Linked DNA regions of Mus musculus: all the other regions are linked to region 1. Evidence: chromatin loops called from intact Hi-C (ENCODE). Cell type or tissue: heart. All regions are shown on one strand.

Region 1 (8,000 bases):
GCACGTGATATATGTGATGTACAACATCAAGCATGTGGAATCAGAGGATAATTGTGTGGATAATTGTGTTGTCTCTCCTTCTAAGTGGGTTTCAGGGATCAAACTCAGGTCTCCAGGAGACAAGCGCTCTTATCCTCCTTGCTCTCCCCTACCCTAACTGCACTGGACCTTCTTCCTCTTGGTATGGACACTCGGTGCATTATGTTTTAAGGCTCTATAGGCAATGCTAATGCATGAGTCCCAGCTAAGAACTGCTCTTACATCATCGCCAACCAAGCAAACCAGTCACTTCAGAGTAAGTGTAGCCCATTTCTGTCTAGGGCTGATTGTCAATGTCTCCTGGTTTCTGACTTGTATCTGCTGTATAAATACATATACAGACATAGACATATATATCCTATTTCCTGTTCAACTTAATGGCCTTGTCATATAGAACTTCTGAGCTTTCTGGCTGAAAATCTGATCTTTGGTCTTCAGTGCTATCACAAGCATGGGTTCTGGTTATTTGCTCCAGGTGAGTTCTCAAGATTTGTCTCTCCTGATCTTTGCATTTAACCTGCAACTTCACCACACATGTCCATAACAACCCTAGATGACAACCTGCCAACACCACTGATTCAGGGAATAACTGCCATGGTTTAATTGGAAAATGATCTCAAATAACTGTAAAAGATATATTAATTATGGGAGTATGTTATATCATCAGACTCATCTGATTTCCTTCAAACATGGTTTTGGTTTAGCCTCCCTCCTCGCCATCAGAACTAACCTAATATGGAGGAGGAAATTTCTTTCTCTGGACTAAAGGCATTCTGCTATCTGGGCCTGATAACCTTGCTGGCTGGTACCTCTGCCTAGCTGTGACTATCAGCAAAGCTTTCTTCACATTTTTAGTGCCCTGATTTTTCTCTTCTCTTTTTTCTTTTCACTAGCAGCTGCTGTTGCTTCTTTAACTCATATTGGGCTCATACTATTCCACAATACACAGGAAGTAGACATTATTATGGCCTGTTTTCAGACAGGCAGGACTCACACACATTTGAGAGGCCATGGCCAGAAGGGAGACGAATTCTCTGAAAATTATGCACTAACACGGAAAGAAAAATGTCAGAGCTGCAAAAACAACTCTGTATTGTCACTGATCTCTTATTAGGATCTTCTTGAGATCTGAAGTCTTAAGCAACAAACACAAACCTTGGAAACTATTCCTATCACCCTCCATTTAAGGGATTGTTTTTTTCTTCCCGAATTACAATAATCATTTTCTGATTTTCAACGTTTTTATATTTTCTTCGAATACTGCAAACTCTTTGAAGACAGGGACCACAATTCATATATTAATTTCTACCAGCCCCAGGCATAACTAGCCTGCAGCACATCCTGGTTGTTATTTAATCAGTTAATAGTCTTACTCTCTAATAAACTCATGCCTGTACTATGGTTTATTCCCATAGAACAGTATGCTACTATTTACTGATAATAAGTTAAACAACGTTCTGAGGCTTTTGTTTTTGAAATATTAGGAAAAGCCCAAACAACAAAGCCTGATTTTAAAAAAGCGCCACAAGCATGTCACTACAGATGCCCAGCAGGCCAGAATTTCAGCAGAGAAAATCCGGAAATGCAGGGCCAGTGGGAGAAGCCCTACAAATACCGACTCTTAAAAGGCCTCAATGTTCCGAATTCAACTCATATTTCAGGCAGCGGGTCTTGCAGTTTCCCAACTACATTTGAGAACAATTCTCCGGACTTGCAGGTGCAGACTGAAGACTTAATATGACAGGGGTTGAGAATGTTTTCCGACACAACACTGGCAAAGACTTGAGAGGCGGGTTTCCCAGGAACCTATCTATTCTCTGGGTCACCTGCGCAACGTGGTCATCCCTTTTCACTTTTAAAACGAGGGCAGTGGATTAGGATTTGGAAGGCCCCCCTTTCATTTCTTAATCTAGTCTAGTGCCTTAACACGATTTGAAGAGAGAACTAGGTTGGAGAGGACAGTTGCTTTACTAGTCCACATCTGAGTTCCGCTTCGGGTTTGCAGGGTTGGGTGAGGCACTCCAGGGCTGGCTTCCTTTTCGGTGGATCCTCTGACCGGCTAGAGCCGGAGCCGAAAGACCGGCGGGGATTAATACCAGGTCATAAACAACCTCTCACTTCCCCTCCCCCGCCCCCTCCGGGCCGCCCCAAGGCCCGGCCTGCTGCAGCCGCGTGGGCCTGCGCGCTCCCGTATTCTTCGTCCGTTCACCCTTCTTGGCCCTGCGTTCTCAAATCGCGACGCAGGGCCCTCACCCACAGGTTGGGGGCGGCTTCCACTTCCCTTCTCCCGACCCTGTCACCGCGCACAGCCAAAAGGCCGGCCGCCTTGACACACACGCCTAGGGCCGCTGCCCGCCCTCCGCGCGCCGACGCAGTCCCCGCCCCAACCCGCGGTGCTTCCGCGGCCTGTCCCCGCCCCTTCCCGAAGCCCGCCTCCCGGCTGCGGGCTTCGGGCCGCCCGCCGCCCCTTGCGCGCTGGCTCTAGCGTGCACCCGCTGCCCCGCCTCCGCGCGTGCTCAATAACTGTCCTCTCGGTCGGCCTGCAGGCTTCCCCCGCCCCTGAGCTGTTTGAATATGCTAATGAGGCTGTAAGGACCAGCCAATAGGGCAGTGGGCCTGTGGATCACATGACCCGAGTACGTGTCAGGGGCGGAGCCTACGTAGCCCCTGCCCGAGTTAAAACCGGAGTGTGAGAGAGAAAAGCGCTTCAGTAGCGAGAGGGGCTGAGAAAGTGGTGACACCGCTGGGGTGCGGAGGGAGTCTCTCAAACTTCTCTCAACAGCCCCAGGGCCAATCTCCCCTCAGCCCACTCCCCTCTTCGCCAGATCCCTGGTCCCCACTCCCTGCACTGGGGGTGGGGTGGGGAACTGGGCCCGTCTCCCGCGGGGACACACACAGGGTCCGGGAGTGGGGACGGGACCCCCAGGCCGGGGGGGACGGACGGACAGACGGCCGCGCGGCCGCCCCAGCGGGCAGGCAGGCCGGAGGCGGGGGTACGGCCGGGAGGACCTGGGCTGGGGAGTTTCCTCTCAACTATCGGGGGAGAAACTCCCCATAGCTGGTGTTTTCCTCCCGGGGGCCGCGTTCCCCGCCCCGCGTATCGGCGGTTGCCGCCGCCGCCGCCGGTGCTTCCACCTCTGCCATCTCTTCACCACCTCGGGCCCCGGTGTCCCCGGCCAGCACTATGCCCATCTTACTGTTCCTGATAGACACGTCTGCCTCTATGAACCAGCGCAGCCATCTGGGCACCACCTACCTGGACACGGCCAAAGGCGCGGTAGAGACCTTCATGAAGGTACCGACTAACCCAGCCCCGGTGGTGACCCGGACCCGGTGGCCCGCGGGGGGCAGGGCGGGGGGCAGCGGGTTTACTGCGGGCTCCGCGGGCGCGGGGACCCCTCCCCCACCGCGCGGGCGGGCGGGCGCTGGGAGCGGGCTCTGCTGGGCCTGGCCCATGTGGGGCTGCTGTGGGTGCGGGGGGCGGCGGAGGGACGGCCCTGCGTGTGCGGTACTGTGGGGGCGGCCAGCGACCCTTCTGCGACTGGTAACCTCGCCTCTGTGTTTCCCTCTCTCCCGCCCGTCCCCACCCTGGCCCGCAGCTCCGTGCCCGGGACCCTGCCAGCAGAGGAGACAGGTATATGCTGGTCACTTTCGAAGAGCCGCCCTATGCTATCAAGGTAACAGCCCTCGCCCTCCCCCTCCCTTCCCTGATCCTGCCTAGCTCGCCCTCCCCGCCCCCTCTTCATTATGCTCCCCTCCCCCACGGCCGCTCCCGCCTCCAGGTCCCTTCCCCGCGGCCTCCCACCCCTCCCCAGCCCGGGAGCGTCAGCGAGGTGGCAGTTTCTGGCCCACCGCCGTCCCCTCCGGGTCCTGCTCGGCCTGGCGGCGGAGGCGCTACGATCAACATGGCCGACATTTCCCCTCCGCGGCGTGAGCGGCAGCAATGAACTGTGGGGGATATTTATTCAAGTTAGCCCGAGTGACAGCGGGGCCCAGCCTTGCCTAGCCCGGGTTTGCATTAAAAGGGAATCAGCCAAAGCTGGCAGGGAAGCCTGGAGGGGGGCTTCGAGACTTGGTCATCACAGAGTGGAACTAGGAAGGCCACCGATCGGTGGGACAGCTGTGGTCAACTTAAGAAGTCCTGCTGCCATCTGCCTCCCACTAGCACCGTCGCAACACCCGTCCCTTGCACACAATTTGGAGGATGTTATGTTAGCAAATTTCCCAGTGAAGTTATTAAAGTATTAAGACGGTTGTTAACTTAACAAAAGGTGTAGGGCAAGCAGGTTCATTCTTGGCCACCTTTGGAAGAGTTTCCTCACCAGAGACAACAGTTATAACACATTCCCCAAGCCATATCAAGCAAAAGTGAAGTTAAATATGCAAACCTGAAATGGAATACCTACTTGGTGGACATCACATTGTAATCGGTGTCCATGTGTGTACATGACTTCAAATGATAAAAAAAAAAATCTTACATCTTTCTTTTCAGGCTGGATGGAAAGAAAACCATGCAACGTTTATGAATGAACTGAAAAACCTTCAGGCAGAAGGACTTACGACTCTTGGCCAATCCCTAAGGACAGCTTTTGATTTGTTAAATTTAAATAGATTAGTAACTGGCATAGACAACTATGGGCAGGTAGGTTGAATACTAAGGTAGAAAAGAGTTGTTTTTATTTTTGTGTACAAAACCACAATCCAGTCCAAAAGTATGTAACATGGAATGCAAGTATAAAACATTGGAGGTTGAACAACAGTGCACACCGTTCAAAACATCTAAGGTATTATGGCCGCATATCCCCCACGCCCCTTTAAATGTATTTGCATTCAGAATTCAAATCTGAATTCTTGGCTAGAAAGTTGACACACATTTGGTTTCAGTCCCTCAGAGTTCATAAAAAAGACATAAAAGGGAAGGTGTCCTGCCTCAATGTATCAGTCTGAGTTTCCTGTAGGCACATATGCAACCATTGAATGGGCCACAGCCATTAGCTGACTTCGTAGTTGCTTCTATATTATAAAGATATTGGAAGAAATGATTTTTAGACAAGGGTTTAGCTTAACCTCGATTGTAAACTCAGGCAAGAGTTTTCAGTGGTGTGCAGTAACTGGTTGACTGCATTCAGTACGAAGCTTGAAATCAATGACAGATTCAGAAGTTCTAAAGTTTAAAAATTCTAAACCCTTGGGAAGATGTTTTCTGCAAAACATGAAAATTTGCCTGTCTTCCTGAAGCTCCCTAAGGTTGCTTTTTTCATCTGTGAGGATGGGACAAGAGCTTTAAGTCACAACAGTCATTGACCAATGTTACTAACTTAGGACATTGCTCTCCTAGAAATGCAAGATGCCAAAGGATATGCAGTGGTGTACACAAGGAATAATATTACACCCAAGGACTTCAGTACGCAAAGCACTATTACCATAATGCTATATTTAGGAATATATGTTATATACTTTTCCCAAGTTCCATAATGCACAGTTCTCGTGAATTTTGAACATTTTAAAGAATTTTTTTCTGTGACTTCAAGCTATATGCCTCACTTGGGGATAATTCTTAAACATCTTTAGAAATGATTGATTTTGGTCTTACAGCATTTAAAGTATGCATTACAAATCAGATTTCTCTGGAAATCATTTCCATCATTTAAATAGGTAATCATTTTAACGTACATTTTTGTTGTTGTTACTTTATAACTCTTTGCCACTTGTTGGTCAGTTTTTGTAAAAGCAGTTTTTTTCCTTTGTTGGCTATAATGCTACTGTCTTTATCATTTAACATTTTAATCCAAGGTTACTGAGTTCAAAGACACCTTTGAAACTTGCTATTTAGTTCCTTTATTTCGTTTGTCAGGTCGTGTGTTATAGAACTATCAATTTCCTGTTTTTCTGTGTCACATTTCATAAGAGAGAAGGACATTTGGATATGTCCACCTCTCATATTTTTAAAACGTGGCATAAAGTCCTTTAGGAGGATTGTTTGCCACGGAGAGATTTGAGGGCATTTGTATACTTTTGTAGGAAGTTTAAGGCTGCAGGGAGACCTGTGCTGTATCACTTTGACCAGAAGGAAGAAAGCCCTGGAGATTGTGATGCTCTCATTGCCAGGCAGCAAGGATGCTGCCTCTTAGTTACTGGAGTGAGTCAGCTAGGGTTCAAGAAGTGATAGTAATGCTTTTGCTTATATCCTGAACTAATAATGAAACTAGCATTAAAATAATTTAAGAAGCAATGATTTCTAAATAAATAGCAGTTTTTATTTGAGTAAAGTCTACCTTGAAGGAAACATGCTTCTGGATTTTTTTTCATCATAGAACCATTTTTGTTTATTTAAGTATTTGGTATTTCCCATTTATACAAAGATTATTAGAAGTTTGGATGGTTGAAATATTTAATACTAAATATCATTTGGATATTTGGAAAATAACTTGTAGGATGGGTTTATTCTGTAACCCTAGTATTTTTTTTTTATATATATAAGCATTTCATGCTGAATAGTAGGAATACTGGATATATTCTCAATAGTTGGAGAGAATGAGAGAAGGTGAATTAGCTGGAAACAGCATGTTCCTTTTATAGAGCATCTATACAGCTTAATATAGTTCCAAATCATTTTCTTAAATATGGGTTAACTGTACACATTTATATATTTACACCAGTAACCCTTTTTTGTAGACATACAGACACATAGGTGATTTCATATAATCAATAGCAAGAACACATATTTCTGTATTACATTTATTGCATTTATTTATTTATTTATTTATTTATTTTTCCCTTTTCCTCCCCTTCACTTTCACTCTGGCCCTGCTTGCTCTGCTGTATTACATTTATTAACTTAGTATTCTTTTTGAAAAATTATTTTATGTATATGAGTGCTCTGCTGCATGTACACCTGCATGCCAGAAGAGAGCATCAAAGAGAGCATTTATTAGATGGTTCTGAGTGGGTGCTGGAAATTGAACTCAGAACCTCTGGATGAACAGCCAGTGTTCCATAACTCCTGAGCCATCTCTGTAGCTCCCAACTTAGTATGCTTAATTAGATAGGATACTCAGAATTGTAAGGTTAAAAATAGCTGAGCAAAAAGGATTCTTGAATAATTTTCTCAAACACCTTGAATATTCCACTAACAATTGTTCTACCTATATAGCAGTCCTTTTAAATACTTGGTAGTTAGTACCATTTGCTGGTATTTTCTTTGATATCTCTAGCTATGTATCAGTGCTAGCCTCTAGTAATCCCTTCTTTTAAAAGTAGTACATGTTAACAGTTTCAGATTATGCTGAGTCTGAAAATAAGCTCAGGTTGATAAGATTAAGAATGTGGACAGATTGAACAGTTCTATTACATAAATTGGTGTTTTTATATTGTTCTGTGTTTTTTTTTAAAGATGTATTTATTTCATATATATGAGTACACCATTACTCTCTTCAGACACACCAGAAGAGGGGACATCGAATCCCATTACAGATGGTTGTGAGCCACCATGTGGTTGCTGGGAATTTACTCAGGACCTCGGTGCTTTTAACCGCTGAGCCATTTCTCCAGCCCTGTTCTGTGGGGTTTTTAAAATTTTTAAAAATTTTTTTATTTTTTACTTTTTTGGTTTTTAAGTTAGGTTTGCCTGCTGAATCTGAACCTGGCATCCTGATTTTTCTCAGTATCCTCACTCTGCCCCCATCCCCCAATATAATAGCATTGATTGGATTGTTTAGACTGGTGCATGACCTACTATGTATTTTAAAAAGAAAAATATTTAGTGCTTTGGGGATTTTAATGGGAGTAGATATCCCATTTGAAAATGATGACTTTGGTGTGAGATGTGTTGGATGATCCTGTTTGTTTTTTTCTGAGCTGGGCTCAGTGTGTAGCCATTGCTAGCTTGGAACTCACTGTGTAGATTGGCTGGTCTTGAAGTCAAAGAGATGTGCCTGCTCCTCCCTTGAGTGTTCGAGTTA
Region 2 (8,000 bases), 200 kb after region 1:
ATACTAGACATGACAGGGTAGAGGCTATGTCTTGAAGACTCACTGAAGACAGTCATTGCTGGCACTGGCTTTTATTTGTATTTTCGAGGAACTGCCTGTCCCTCTGTGAAGAAATTCCGTGTCATAAGCTACTTTGCCAATGTTATCAATGGCTTGCTAGTTTCTCCTAACAGCAGACAGAAGCACAGGCTCATTTTCCAGTACAGCTTCCAAATGACATCTATTGTCACAGAATACTAGTCTGCCCTTTAGTCTTGGCCCATGTTAGGAAGGTAGGTCTGAAAAGGCAGCATTTCCTCCAAACGAAAATAAGGACTGTTTACAGATAAAATGGTTCCTTGAGAGTTGAGGTTACTAGGTGAGAAGCATGCTGAAGACTTGGGTTGCAGGACAATGGGCTGCAGGACATTAGGCCACGGACCCCTTGAGATTCTGCATCCTATTTGTACTATAATAGCAATGACAACTCCCAGCTGTGGCTGGATGTTCTGAATGACGCTCAGCTTCCTTAAACTGTCTAGAAACGTCTGAGTGTCTACTCTGTTGGATATAAATAGTGCAAGGAGCTTGGTGTAGGGGCACATGCCCATAATCCCAGCACTTGGGAGGCTAAGGCAGGGGTATTCGCAACTGGGGACCTCCTCAGCTACATAGTAAGATTGTCTCAAAACAAAACAAAAGGAGAGCCTGTGGTTATGATGTCACCATTGTTATCTTATAAAACTCTTAAGTTTGCCATCGGAGAGTTCTTTGTCATAACAATATGATGAGAAATGAGCCCCAGGGGCTCAGGTTGACTGATGCCAGGCACCAGTCCAGAAGCTTTAAATGAGCACACTCATTTAATCTTTACAGCAACGATTTCAGAGATATTATTATCTTCACTGTATGGAGCAGGGAGCCGAAGGTAGAGAGAGAGAGGAAGTGATTGGCTCACGGTTTCACACTTCCTAAGTGGAACCGGGACTAGAACATAAGCAGGCTGACTCTAACTTCCAAAATGACCAGCCCAGCCTGTTCACTACCAGTGGGACCCACAGTGTTTCTTAGAACCATCTCTCTGATCACACAGAAAGAAAATCAACCCAAGCGATATCCCAGAGTCCTTTGTTTTGTGTTCTTCTCTGCACATACACCCTTCTTCCAATCTGTGGGGAGCACAAGTAGCCTGGAACTCTGTCTGATCCTAGGTACCGGAGCTGCAGGGAAAGAAGCAGCAAGTCGCCCCTTGCCTCCTAGTGAGAGCCCACTCAATACTGCCCATCCAACCTAGGTCAGAGCTCCAGTCTGTGCTCTGTATTTACAGAGTGGAGGCCCCATCTGCTCTTTCCTCTGTCCCTCTTCTACCCAAAGCTGGTCCGTCCATCCATGTGTGGTCTGAAATCTACCTCCTCAGAATGCGAATATCATGTACAGTCATGTCTTCTCCTGCGTCTTTATTGTTCCCTTGATGTAGAACCCTTTCTCTGGAGAGGGATTGTTTCATCTGAGCCCTGACTAGGGACTTTACCTCATTTACCCCTCTGGAGAATTTTCCAGAAAATGCCTCAGCATTCATCTTTTCCTTACAGTATGATCTCTCTCTCTCTCTCTCTCTCTCTCTCTCTCTCTCTCTCTCTCTCTCTCTCTCTCTCTCTCTCCCTGCCTCTCACCACCGCTCCACTCCCAAAACCTCACTTCAGGATCTCCATTTATAAAATGGCACTTCACAGTCTTTATCTTACTGAGAGTCTCAGTTGGTCATTATTGATATTTGTTTCTCCCAAACTTAACCCTCTCTTGGTCCCAGGACAGCCTGCTCCTTCTTCTTGGGCTCTGTCATCAGTTTCTTTGCCTTTGCTGACATTTCAATGCAAGGGCTTCTCAAAGCTGAGCTGGCTAAGGACTCAGAGAGCCAAGGAAGCATGTGGATGCTTAGAAAGACAGAGTACTGTGGGTGCTAGGTAAATGTTCGCTGTGACCTTCAGCTGAGTTCATCTCTCCCAGGACTTCAAAGGCAGTTCCAAAGAGACTGTCATGTTAGACCTCCACACTGAAATCCAGAGATACCAGTGGCTGATTGCCCATCTTCAGACTGCATCTGCTGACACTGAAACATCCCACATCCTCCCCCTTAGAAAGGATCATGTGCTAGTTTGAGAGCCTAATTAATGCTTTTCTTCTCATAAACCTTTACCAAGTCAATTATTTTGTATATGTCTTGAAGTCATTTGTGGACCCCAGATTAAGGACACCCATCCTAGTGGATAGGCCACTTGAGCTGGGTTTTGAGAGAGGGAGTAGAATTTCCCCTGATAGCTAGGCATGCCAGGCAGAAGGGCAGAGCTGGCAGAAAGTAAGGCATCAGAAAAGCCTGCCAGGATGGCAAGGTCAGAGAGCAAAGAAACACCTGAGGAGAAGTGGCCAGCGGAGAGGAACTAACAACCCAAGGCTACATCCCATTCCTGCCATTGATAGACAAAAGAGCTGTAAACACTGGGAAGGGAGAGGGACATACTGAGGAAATCCTGGCATGGGCTGCATGCCTGTAAACCCAGTATTTGGGAAGGGAGGCAGGAAGATCAGGGCTTAAGGCTGTCATCAGCTACTTAGTGATTTCAAGTTCAACCTGGAATGCATGAGACCTGGTTTCCAACAACACAACAACAGCAACAACAACAACAACAACAACAACAACAACAACAAGTAGCAAACATTCAGTGAGTGAGCTTTATGTGCTCTATATTCAGCTTGGAGAAAAGAGAGAGGGAAAACAGCAGAAAGAAAGAACGAGCCAACTATTAACAGCACTCTTGATAGCGAAACCAAAATTCAAACTACACAGAGGTCAACAGCAAACACAAGGTTAATGGTCACAAGTTGAAACTTCTGTGTAAAATAATATCATCTTACATATTAATTTACGTTTTCTAGTGGCATAATAAGAGTTCTTTGAACAATGTCCTGTTACAGCAACACTCTTTAATGACAAGTAGGAACTAGAAGCACGGGTGTCCCCATATTAACTAGCTCATCCCAAGTGTCCTGGTAGTCATACTAGTCTGGCTTTTAGGGTGAAGACACCCCTCAAAGACAGCGCTACTTCCTCTTCTCCAAGGCAAGACCCTTGGGCAAACATCTGCTTTAGGTAAGCCCTTCAAGTTGAAAATTAGTGGGACAGTGACTGCTTCATGCCAACTATAACACAGCAGGCAATATTTGCTTTGTTTCTTCTATTCATGGTTCAACTAACCATGGGGGAGGGGAGAAGAGCCAAAGATGGTCAACTAAAGTTGATACATAATGGCAGTGTGAGTTAGTGAAAGAATCCTTGTCTATTGTACTTAGGTTGGAACTCCAGCACCAAAATATCAGGAAATAAACTAAGTTGACAACTGTACACCAACAGAATTGAAGCAAAAGCAATGGTGGGCAGGGGTGGGGACATCAAATCAAGTTACTCCTCTGTCACGGTTACCATGGTTGGGTAACAAGAGAAAGCCTGCTGTGTAGGGAAGAATGACAGTCCAGATTTAGGGTTGGGCTGGTGGAGAAGGCTGCAAGGAGGGGTGGGGTTGGGAGGCAGGACGAGCTTGAGGGACGCTTTCGTGGGTTAGGTCAGAACATAGGTCCATTCTGGAACTGGCCTCCCTCCCTGTTCTCAGTAGATTGCCAAATCCTAATATTAGTTTGAAACCTCTCCACCTTCCAGGAATTCCGAGGTCTTCTGTAGCCTGGGTAGCCCCTGACCTCTAGCAGGACTTCTCTAGATAGGAAAAGACACACGTTCCTACTGGGGTAGCACTTGTATCCTGGCTGTGGTGCTGACTGTGCACAGGAAAATCCTCTAGATATGGGCTGGGTGGAGACCATCACGGGACATTGGTTTCTGAAAATGCATTCCGTCTTTTGTCCTACTCAGGAAAACTGCTGTTGGGAGAGGACTAATTAGCCTCCAAAGGTTGGAGCTAATTACTGAGTCCATTGAAGCACACAAGACCCCATCACAGCATCCTGTGGGTACTCCAGGCTGGCGGGGTGGAGAGGCCGCTCAGCAGCACAGTATAAGTGAGATATGAAGTCCTCCTAGCCGGCTTCGGAGTCTTTTTCCTGTGCTGGTGTCCCACCCTCTCCACCTGCTTTCCTCCTCAGCAGCCTGGGGCTCCAAAGCTATCAGAGTTGCCTGGCTGGAACAAGTGCAGGCGCATCTCTAGGTGAAGGGGGATAGTGGCTGAACCTGGCACCGTGGGGCCACAGGGCTGCGAGGAACGACGCTGAACCTCGGGTCCCATCACCTAGCAGCCCGGGGTGGGGTTCTTCTCGCCCCTTCCCACCCTGACCCAGGCAACCACAGACCATGCCGCTGGCTCGCAGATACTGCACCCCAACCCCAGGACTGCCTCCCCAGCTCGGGCTCCCGAGCGCAAGTACTGAGCTCCCGCCCCGCCCGGCTGGGCTCAGCTCACCCTCCGGTCTCGGCGCCAGAGTCCACGCAGTCCTCTTCCTCACCGCCCGCCTTCGGGTTCATGGCGCGCGTGCCGTCCGCGCTCCCTCGGCCCCGGGGACCCTCCGAGAGCCTCGTCTCCGGCCTCCGCAACAACCCGGCCCCGCGAGGAAGCCGCTCGCCGCGCCCTCTCGCGGCCGCGCCCTCCCCGCCCTCCGCTCGGCGCTGCGCGGGCGCGCCGGGTGCCACCAGGCGAGGATCCGAGCGGGTGCACGGGATGCGCGCGTGTGCACGAGCGCGAGCGTGAGTGCGGGAGGTGCCGGGGGATGGACTCTCTCCATGAGCGAGGAGTGCAGTGGGCGTGGAGTGCAGTGGGCGTGCAGTATTTATCTTGCAACCCGCCTGGTGCATGCCAGCGCTGTGCGTTCTATAGTGACTGGTGCGGGCCCCATGTATGGAGTCTAGTAGCAAAGCTGCCCTCCCCTGGGTCCACAGTAAAGAGTCTGGAGTCCCCGGGCTTGCCCAGAGATTTTTTTCAGCCCCATTCTGCGAGCAGTACTGGGAAACACCCACCAGCGCAACCAGGGCAGAGTGTGATATCGCCATTTGAGGACCAGTTAAAACACGTGGGTGTTTCTCAGAACTGCAGACGTTGAATTCATTATCGCCTTGCTCACTGACCCAACTTGCTAGAGAATGTATTCTTTTGTTATCTATCTTAAAATAACACGAAGAGTCCTGGGTGTGCTTCCATTCAAAGGGGTCTGGCAGCAAGAGGGTGATGGACATTGACGTTGTTAAACCCAGCCATCCCTTAGGATGGGTTAATAATTGAAGTAGCAGGAAGTCATTTTTCCACTCTAGCCAGTGAGGCAACTTGGGAGCGGCGGCGGTGGTGGGGTAAGAACAACTTAGACTTAATTCTGGTGGTGTTGTCATTAGAAGCAGTGGAAGGCACTTAAGTGTATGTCGTATTCGCTTTTGTAGGGTAGTGCTGAAGACGCAACCTTGAGCATGTTCTGCCAACCAGCTATGACCCTGTCATCTTTTCTTTTCAGACAAGTTATTTAACCTCCTGGAGCCTTAATTTTTTCGCATATTGGGCTACTGCTATCTTCTCTGTCTGTTGTGAGTTACAAGAGATCACGTCTGTGATCGTCCCTGAACCTCCATTTTGAGTTACAAGAGATCATGTCTGTAAAACAGTTTGCGTGTGAGTTCTGCTACATGCCAAGTACTGGTTACGGGAGCTGTCAGTGTCCCAGGTGAAGGCTAGCTACCTGCATGCCCTCTCAACTGGCACAGCGGTGTCACTTCTGTGTGACAAGCTGTGAAGAACAATCCTCTTCCTTCCTTCCTTCCTTCCTTCCTTCCTTCCTTCCTTCCTTCCTTCCTTCCTTCCTTCCCTCCCTCCCTCCCTCCCTCCCTCCCTCCCTCCCTCTCTCTCTCTCTCTCCCTCTCTCTCTCCTGCTCTTCCCACTTTACATATTTGTCATTGCTTTCGGACTCTAATTTTAAACACATTACACAAAAGAGAAGGGCAGTAGACAAAAGCAGAGTAGAAATGCAGTATCGATCAGGAAAAAAAAATATCGGTAAGTGTGCCTATGCCAAATCTGAATAGCCTTCCCTAAACCTTAAATTCTTTCCCCCAAACAAGCAAAAATGGATGTGTTATATTCAGTTTGGTGCTCATTAGCTTAAACAAAGGAATAGTTCTTTAAGGAAGATTTAAGCCGATTTACCGTGTTGTGGTTTTGAATCTAAAAACGTCATCTGAAGCTTGGTGGGCAGCTGGTAGGCTTTTTGGGAAGTTGATTGGATCAGAAAGGTGCTACCCTCATCAATGGATCAATCCCTGGATGAATTCATAGTTAATTGGACTATTAGACAGTGTGTGCATGTGTGTGGCATGTGTAGCTGGAGGAAGTAGGTCACTGGGGACTTATCCTGTCCCCGCTGGGTAGAACCTCTGCCCTAACACACCCTGTGTGGCATGAGGCCAAAAGCCTTGGAGGTGAGCAGCCACGAACTGAAAATTCTCAACCTGTGAGCGAATCACCTGTTAAGTCTTTCCTCTATTCCCCCCCCCCCCAATAAAGAATCAAAATGCATCTGCTAACATTAAACAGAACCTCAGAGGCGCCAAACACATTGATCTCACTTTAAGGAATGTTGGTTTAATTTGGCCGAGGGAAAGAAAGCCCACAGTTGAATTTTCCACGTGTGCCTCATGTCTTCTGTGTGTTTGTAGTTTGTGGTGGCCGGCCAGCCTGTCTCTTGTGTGTCTGTGCCTGACACTTATGATTTGTGCCTGTCCCTAACAAAGGTTTTTGCTCTGTGCTTACTGAGCAGCACCTAGAGCTTGGCATTGGGAAAGGGATGAAGGATGTCAGACATCTTTAACAGCATTTTACCAGGAAAGAAGTCATCTTATTGACCCAGAAAAGCAAACAGCACAAAAGCAAGCACGTTATCAGACGATATCCATGGGTTGCTTCCAACATTTGTGTGAGATGTTTGCCACATAAGGTTGGTTTCAGATCATATTAGTTGGGTTTCTCTTATGGAACAGAGCAGATGGAATGAATATATGTATTTGAAAGAGGATTCATTAAGGTGGCTTGAGGGAGTTAGCTGTGTCCTCACAGAAAGGTGGAAAATCCAGTAGGTATTGAGTCCATGAGACTGTGTCTCAGAGTCTCAGCCTGATTCTAGAGCCGGGGGTGGGGGAGGTGGGGGGGGTAGTGGGAGGGGGAGGGGGAGAGGGAGAGAGAATGCTAGCTAGCTCTGAGTCAGGGGCATAAAAGAATACATAACCTAAAATTAAAGCTATGCATTAGCTTACGGTGTAAAAGCTGATTAAACGAGAAATCTAAGGCAAGTGAGGTTGGTTACGTTGTTCTCTTAAAGACAAGTTAATGTAAGTAGGCTGAGTATGTAATAGGGTAGCACATTGAGTACATAGTCTTAAAATGATCTCAGCGGGTTATTTTTGACTTTGCTCTGAGGCCTGCCAAAAGTTCAGTCTCATTGGGGTCAAGGGGCATTTAAAAAAATGTGTCACTGCATCAAAGTAACTTTTATTTTTAAATTTATTTATTTATGTTTGTGTGTGTGTGTGTGTGTGTGTGTGTGTATACATGAACACATTCACATGTGTGGAGGTCAGAGGTCAACTTTCAGAAGTTGCTCTCAGTCTTTTACCATGAGGGATTTGGGCTCGAACTCAAGTCGTTGGGCTTGGTGGCAAGCACCTTCACCTCTGATCCATCTCAGGAGTCCTTCTCCTTTGAAGTCGATTCCCTTTGATATTTGTCACAGAAACATGAAGTGATCGACATAGAAAGTTGATGCCCAGATGTGAGGTTGCTGCTGTGACTGGAGCTACCCATGGGGTCAAGAGCATTTCAAACTGGCTTATGGGGAGAAGCTGGGGGCATTTAGAGAAGCAGGCGAGAAAGAAGGACGCTGTAAGAAGCTTGGTGCGTGGTCCCTGTGGAGGTCAGAGGGCCACAGCGCTGATAGCAATGCAAATCTGAGGGCTGCGCTCACAAGGGTCCCGGATTATGCTATG
Region 3 (8,000 bases), 120 kb after region 1:
AAGAAGGTTGAGTGTTCAAGTGTCCTTCCCCCAGGAAAAACAACACGGGACCAGACCAGGACCCCTCTGGGTGATGAGCCTGGGAGGAGGTTATGTGTACGGCTCCTTTACCTGCACACTGGGGATTTGACCTCTATCTCCACTCTCATTAATATGGGTGGCCTATTGCTCTTATTAAAAGAAAAGGGGGATCTGTGAGGAGCCGCCCTCACATTTGCCATTATAAGATGGCACTGACAGCTGTGTTCTAAGTGGTAAACATAGTCTGCACACATGCAGGGGCAGTTTTCCCACCATGTGTTCTGCCTTTCCCGTGATGACAACTGGGCCGATGGGCTGCAGCCAATCAGGGAGTAATACATCCTAGGTGGAGGATAATTCTCCTTAAAAAGGGATGGGGTTTCGCCATTTGCTTGCTTGCTCTCTTGCACTCTGGCTCCTGAAGATGTAAGCAATAAAGCTTTGCCGCAGAAGATTCTGGTTTGTTGCGTCTTTCCTGGCCGGTCGTGAGAACGCGTCTAATAACAGGAAGGGAAGAACATCCTGTCACAGAGTATGAGCCAAGGCATTGTCACACTGCATGTGAGATGAATCTGGGTAAGTGGGCTGGGAAATAGTGTCACAGTCACAAGAGAGTATACAGCAGAAGCTGGCATGAAACTATTTGTGGTGCTCAGCAGGGACAGAAGCAAGGGCAGTAGGAACCCCAAGACAGAGTGCTTGGTTCTGCCTAGGAGGTAAGGGTCAGTCACCACCCAGAAGTTTATGAGAAGGATGGAGTGGGTGAGGGTGCGCTTCAGGGAGAGGACACCTCACATATTCTCAAGGGCATGTGTGCTTATGGGCTGATCAATTTTGACTGGTACAGTTGCAAAACTCCCCCATCACCTGACATAACCCACACAGGGTTGGACCCTGTACCTACATATTTATCACAGGTCCCAGATATCGGATGCTCAGCTTGCGGTGATGGGCAACACTTGGTCCATGCCTGCCTGTTAGTTTTTTTACTCTTTAGACTAGCATTTCTCAACCTGTGGGTCATGACCCATGCAGGGGGTGGGGGTGTCACATATCAAATATCCTGTGTCTCAGATATTTGCATTATGATTCATAACAGTAGAAAAATTATAGCTATGAAGTAGCGATGAAATATTTTTTATGGCTGGGGGACACTACAACGTGAGGGATTGTGTTAAAGGATCGCAGCACCAGGAAGACCGAGACCCCCTGCTTTATTTATTTATTTATTTATTTATTCATTCATTCATTCATTCATTCATTCATTCGAGACAGGGTTTCTCTGTGTAGCCCTGGCTGTCCTGGAACTCACTTTGTAGACCAGGCTGGTCTCAAACTTAGGAACCCGCCTGCCTCTGCCTCCCGAGTGCTGGGATTAAAGGCATGCGCCACCACGCCTGGCTGACCCCCTGCTTTAGACTAAAGCTGAGGAGCTCCCAGGCCAGATTTGGATGCCATGCCCTAGTTAGAGCTGAGCCCCAGAGGGGCGCGTCTGAGCTGACATTATGGCTCTTTGGGGGGCATGGTTCCCTTTTTGTAACCCCAGTTATTGAGCTCTGCAGAATTTTCCCAGATTGTCCTTCCAAAATAACCCCTCATATTTTGATATTAAGTAGACTTGGCATTATTTCTACCCAAAATTATAATATGCATTTAAGTCCAGTTCCCAATCCACCAGCTTAGACAATGGCTAGGTATGCTGGCTTTAGCATCCAGCAGGGCTGCTTGTTCCCAAGGTGTAATGCAAGCACACCCAGGCTGATATGGAGCATAGACAGAGAAGCAAAAAGAAGCCCCACTGGGCCTGATTCTGTCATAGTGCCCACCCTTCAGTGAGTGTGTGACAATATTACAAGACCTGCTCATCATGAATTCTAAAAATTCTTGTTCGTTAGGAGGCAATGACTTCCTCTTCCTTGGGATGTAGAAGAGCGCTAGAGCATCTCACATTCTGGGTGCCTTATACAGCTAATTAATTTCTGCATGAAGATTTTAGTTGCTTTCTCCATGCTATGAATGAAGTCCACATGATCTCCAGTCTGTTTCTATGGTTTCCTTCCTCTGTTCAGATACATTAATCGGCCTGTCAGTTTATTATGGATTTTGGTGCCTTTCTTCCCATTCAAATCTGAGTCCACATTAATTTAGTCTTCATTTCAACAGTGTTTAAAAATAGAACAAAACTGTTTTGACTAGCACACAATCAAGCGCTAGATGGTGAAGGGATGTCTCCCAGCAGTCTACACCTCCGTTGCCTTTTTCTTGTCATCTCTGAGATGTGGCTGTGTTCCCCTGCCTCAGAGCAAGGTGAGACAGCTGCGGTTTTCTCGGTGATTCTCCAGGTCAGCCAATCATCTCTGCCAAGCTCAAAAATGCACCTGCACTCCCAAGGGTGACCCCAGCAGACATGCCCTTCTGGAGGAAAGACGAGTGGTGCCATTTTTATTTGCGGTTGAAGAGCCTCATCCAAAGATGCTGGGATTGTCAGTCACACTTCTTCAAAAAGGCCAAGCTGTCAATCCAACTGCTGCTGCAGAGCATCCCCTGCAGTGTTGCTGGCAGGAGCTCTTGTTGGCTCAGGACACAGTGTGCTGCCAAGGTTAAGTACACGAGCCTTGGGGCCAGGCCTTGGGACAAGAGACAGGACTGGTCTCTCTTACTGGCTGAGAGGGCTGGAGCTACCTTTTTCCTGACTTCTATGAACCTCCCAGTTGCTTACCTATAAGACTAAGGGAACAAAGGTCTACCATTGCTGGGAGGTTCAGGGGAGACAACATCAATAGCCTCTGCCAATTTTCATAACTTTTGGTAACATTTGGGTCTTGAATGCCACCTAGACATCCAGAGTGATGCTACCAGTAGGTGGTATAATTTTTAGGAGATGGGGCTCTCTAAGAGGTATGTAGGTCATTAGGGTGTGCCCCTAAAGAGACCGTGGTCTCTTGTCCCCTCTTTCCTGCTCTTTAGCTTCCTAGCCATGAGGGGAGATGCTTGCTCTACAATGTGGCTGCTGTTACTGCCACCCTGCACTCTTATGGGAGGCCTGAAGGTGATGAAGGATTCTCCCCTTTCCCACCCCATCCCCCAGCAGAGCACAGGCTGGAGCCTCCTAAAGGAACCAAATGGACCAAAGAAACACTTACTCTCTATCAGTTGTTTATTTCAGAAAGTTTTGATGCTGACCAAAAGCCAGTACTCAACATTGGTGACATGCTAAAGCCAGTACCTGCCATTGGTGGCATGCTAAAGCCACTACCTGCACTGGTGACATGCTAAAGTCAGTTTCTGCCACTGGTGGCATGCTAACGCCAGTTCCTGCCACTGGTGACATGCACCCTGAGCCTAGAGTTGTGCTGCTTGTTGGCCCACACATCCCCATGTCTTCTGATTGTTTTGAGACAAAAAGGCTCGGGCAGTCTTCAAACTCAAGATTCTCCCGCCTCTGCCTTCTAAGTGTCGGGGTTTGGCCTGACTGATTTCTTATTTTTTAAAAAGCATATCTGCTACATGCTGGCTACTTTGTTAGACACTTTTTTTTTTCTGTACACGATTCAGTTTTATTTCCATAGCAACCCTACCAGAAGGCACTCCTACTTCTCTGAAGCGAATGAGGTCCTTGAGGCTCAGTAGTTGAGGCCAGGTCATGTGGCCCATCAAGGACGGGGTCAGACCTTGTTCTGGTCTCTGATTTTTGTCTTTTTTACAATTTTTGAAGACTGAAAACCTCATTGCCCTCAACTTTATAGTTTCGGTGTTGTGGGCAGGAAACCCCCTGTAGCCGTCTAACAGCATTGCAGAGTGGTGGCTCAAACAGCAGGAACATATCTCCCTCTTCTGGAGGCTGGAATCCCAGCCTGGAGGCTGGACTGCAGTGTTGGCAGGGCGTGTGTTCTCAGTGTACTTTGTTTAGCTGGCAAATGATGTCTTTTCCCTATGTCATATGGTCGTTTCTCAGCAAATGCCCAGTCTCTTCTAGTAAGACAGCGGTCATATTGGACTTGCCTCTCCTAATGCCCTGTTTTTAGGGTCTTTAGCTCTCTAAAAGCTTTCTCTGCCCATGAGGTTATATTCTGAGGTTCTGGGCATTAATTAGGGCTTCAGTAGACACATTGCTATATCAAAGAGAGCTTGTTATAAATACACCCACAATGAGTGTCACTGTGATTTGTCACATTTGATGGTGTCATAAGAACCTGTTTCTCATCACTGTTGGGTAGGCTATCAAGAAAAAGGTCTGTGCATGAACTTGATGTGGGCCCATTGTGACACTTGAGGTACTGAAGTATCATTTGGTGATAGACTGCGGAATATCAGGGAGGAGATATGTTAATGGTCGTATTAATTATTTATAGTCTGTATATACATATGAATACATGTATATGTATAGAATTTTTATTAGTATATGTAGGGACTAAGGTACACATATTTGTATCTAGAGAGTAAATATTATGACAAGAGCATGTATTTTGTATACATATATGCAGTGTGAGTGTATGAGTGTGTGTGTGGTATGTCTTTAGTGGCTGTAGCATGTATTATATTTTATCTATGCATATATGAATATGAGCACACAGTATACACGCGTATACAGTCTGTTTGTGGTAGCATCCACAGTGATTATGATACACTCCTTCGGCTGCTGGGGATGTCTTCCTTTCTGATCGTAACTCATCATTACTGTCTCGAGATGCTTTTGCCTCATTTCCAGCTGCATGCACTACAGCTTCCTTAGAGCATTTAAGCCACCGAGTTTACCTCATTTTGCAGTAATGACAGCCCCAGGAAACGCACAGATTGGATTAGCACACAGCACTGTTATTTCGGCACCCCAGGGAGCCACAGCTGTGACTCACAGCTGTGAAAAGCTGCTTCAGCCCCACTCACTTTCCTTAAATCAGCAATGACCTAAACAAATGAACCCGGATGCCCAGGGAATTCATCTGGAGACGGTGCTCTGGCAACTGGAGGCACACAGGACAGAATGAAAATTTAATAGCTGCCAACAGCTGAAGTAGCAAGCCTGAATTTATGGATTTGTCAAGTGTAGTCCTCCAGAGCTCAAATCCCTCCCAGAAACTGCCACACTGTTTAAATGGAAATGTGGTAGCGGTCCCAGGCTCCCTAACTTTCTCATGTCATGGAAATGTGTGCATCTGCTTCTCCTGTAACGTTTTCAAGGCAAAGCAGCTCAGTGTAGTACATTTTTAGAGCTCCTAACAGGAGTGAGATGCAATGTAGGATTCCTAAGGAATTCATTAACTAGCAGAAAAGATGTATGCTTCCAGCAGCCTGTGACAGGCATGGGGGAAGCTGGAAGGAAGGATGAGGTAGGCAGATGGGAAGGAGAGATTAACTCTGAGATGTGTGAATTCTGAGGGAACTATCAGTGAGACATTTCTCCCTGGAGAGAATATGGGATCTGGGTCCTCTCAGACTTTATTGCTTCCTTTGCTTGGAGTATATGCAGGGGTGGGGTGGGGTGGGGTGGGGGAGCCAAAGGAAGCGTGCTGATGTACTTGAGAGCAGTGGTAGTGCCAGTGAGGAGAGGAAGACCTTGTGAGGTAAGGCTCTGCAACGATGGGAAAAGAAAAGCAGCAGAGATGAGGAAGAGCAGGATTTCTGTCTTCTCAGAGGATTCGGATGGAACACAATACCTATGCTGAACACAGCATAGGCAGAGCCCAGTGCTGGAAACAAATCCTCACAGTGACACACTAGCAAATGGTAACTGGGGAAGAGCAAAAGGGTGTGAACACTTTTAGTTTGCCCAAGGGCACTTTGACAATTTTTTGACTGTTATTGATTACTTTTGTTCACTCTCTACTTTTTGGAAGCTTTAAAATAGATTAGAGTCTATCTATCTATCTATCTATCTATCTATCTATTATTTATCACCAATCTTCTCTTACTGATTGTGGCTCTTATTTGTTGGACAACATTTTAATGATCTTAAAATATTGCACTTAAAGCAGGAAGTGGTGGTACACACCTTTAATCTCAGCACTCAGGAGGCAGAGGCAGGCTGAGCTCTGTGAGTTTGAGACCAGCCTGGTTTACAAAGCATGTTCTGGGACAAGTAAGGCTACACAGGGAAACCCTGTCAAAAACAAAAACAAAAACAAAAACAAACCCAAAAAACCAAAAAAGCAAAACCAACAAACCAAAAAGTTGTATTTATCCTCAAAGCACTCTCGAGGCTGAAGCAGGATTGTGGATTAAAGGCTACACAGTGAGTTTTAGACCAGGCTGGACTCCATAGTGAGAACCCATCTATTTTGTGTGTGTGCTTTTTTTTAATTAGATATTTTCTTCATTTACATTTCAAATGCTATCCCCAAAGCCCCCTATATCACCCCCCCCCCCCGCCCTGTTCCCCAACCCACCCACTCCTGCTTCCTGGTCCTGGCATTCCCCTGTTCTGGGGCATATGATCTTCACAAGACCAAGGGTCTCTCCTCCCATTGATGGCCAACTAGGCCATCCTCTGCTACATATGCAACTAGAGACACAGCTCTGGTGGGGGGGTACTGGTTAGTTCATAATGTTGTTCCTCCTTAGGGTTGCAGACCCCTTTAGCTCCTTGGGTACTTTCTCTAGATCCTTCATAGGGGCCCTGTGTTCCATCCAATAGATGACTGTGAGCATCCTCTTCTGTATTTGCCAGGCACTGGCATAGCCTCACAAGAGACAGCTATATCAGGGTCCTGTCAGTAAAATCTTTCTGGCACATGCAATGAGATCCCATCTTTTAAAAACTGGATTTAGCTGTTAGTGACTTGCTCACAAAAAATAGTTAAAAATAAATGTACCTCATCTCCTGCATACATTTATGTGTCATAAAACTTTTGATTGCATGTGAAGCCTTCTTTACTTCATATGTTGTTACTATGTTCATTAAAAGACTTATTTTTCTTTATGCATGTCTGTGTATATGCCACATGTATGCTGCTGCCTAAGGAGGCCAGAAGAGGGTGTTGGATCCCCTGGAGCAGGAGTTACAGGTGGGTGAGTGACCTTATGTGGGTGATAAGAAAATAACTGTGATTCTGTGTTCTCTTACTGTGTGCATCTTTCTAGCTGCAATTATGGTCAATTGTTAATTTACTAGAACTTCCAGGGCCCAAACTGGAGCATCCTTGGCAACTCAAGATGGTTGACACTTTAGGAGATAATGCCTCTTGTAACAACCTGTTTGCAGGTGCCCCTCCTCCACTTCGGCTCATTTCACTGGAGACTCCAACTCTTGGTACCGACACAAGGTTGCTCTAGCTTTTAATACTCATCTCTCTAGATTATTATTTGTGTCACTGCAACCTATTTGCTGGATTCCTTCTTCCCACCACATCATGAGGACCCCACCTCTTGGTGTGGACAGAATCCCCTTAGTTCTTTCCTGAAGCCTCTCTCAGCTTTTTCTCCTAGCTTATCTCTCTTCCTTTCTTCCATTCACAGAAGCACTCTCTACCAGGCAGCCCAGAGCCACCACACATTCGTAAGTTCCAGTGAATCCAACAGAAACCAAGGAAGGGAATGCCTACCCAACAAAGACATGACCAGAAGTCATGTCAGATGCTTGGACCCCAGTGCAAAAACTCAAACATGAATAGTCAAGACGATATGCTGTACCAGAGCCCAATAACCCTGAGAAGTGCATTGTAGCTGAAACACAAGACAAGGACTTCAAAACAGCAGTTGTGAATATTTTCAAGGACTTTAACAGAATATATATAAATACCTTAACAAAGTTTGTGAAAATACTAACAGTGGGATGAAGTAATGGGAAAAGTTAAAAGAGTGAACGCAGAGATAAAAATCACCAAAAAATACCCAAACACAGATACAACCGGAAATGAAAACTTTAGGTAGTCCAACAAAACCTCAGATATAACCCTCACCAAAGCAGAAGACAAGGAAGAGAGCATCTAAGGTATTGAAGACAAGGTATGTGCTGATGAGTTTTATGTCAACTTGACACAAGT

Evidence for each region. A loop is a pair of places that touch in the nucleus more often than their neighbours do. Peaks named below come from ENCODE experiments on the same cell type or tissue, not always from the same donor. Only the 100,000 strongest peaks of a DNase experiment are listed, where the experiment ranks them.
Region 2: it touches region 1 in a loop (8-fold over the local background); 4 of 42 quality-filtered maps call a loop at or near these places.
Region 3: it touches region 1 in a loop (2.7-fold over the local background); 3 of 42 quality-filtered maps call a loop at or near these places.

The regions. Positions count from the first base shown.
Region 1 is chr14:62,755,882-62,763,881 of GRCm38, reverse strand. It overlaps Ints6 (integrator complex subunit 6), which reads left to right and starts at 2,770. Exons shown (of 19, transcript NM_008715.2): 1 at 2,770-3,334; 2 at 3,639-3,716; 3 at 4,532-4,681. The coding sequence starts at 3,224. It overlaps 4931440J10Rik (RIKEN cDNA 4931440J10 gene), which reads right to left and starts at 3,381. Exons shown (of 7, transcript NR_045503.1): 1 at 3,296-3,381. In heart, CTCF peaks have their summits at 3,947 and 4,200; DNase peaks (open chromatin) are centred at 2,641, 3,211, 3,941 and 4,001; H3K4me3 peaks cover 3,618 bases; H3K27ac peaks cover 4,039 bases.
Region 2 is chr14:62,552,360-62,560,359 of GRCm38, reverse strand. Fam124a (family with sequence similarity 124, member A) reads right to left here and starts at 4,623. Exons shown (of 4, transcript NM_001243857.1): 1 at 4,446-4,623. The coding sequence starts at 4,507. In heart, CTCF peaks have their summits at 4,410 and 4,623 (motif pointing left); DNase peaks (open chromatin) are centred at 3,719 and 4,739; H3K4me3 peaks cover 1,882 bases; H3K27ac peaks cover 964 bases; H3K27me3 peaks cover 2,273 bases.
Region 3 is chr14:62,635,139-62,643,138 of GRCm38, reverse strand. The region is part of intron 1 of Gm52153 (a long non-coding RNA gene); the gene reads right to left. Among named protein-coding and RNA genes, the nearest start is that of Gm23816, 4.0 kb to the right of the region's middle. In heart, a CTCF peak has its summit at 3,851 (motif pointing left); a DNase peak (open chromatin) is centred at 3,898.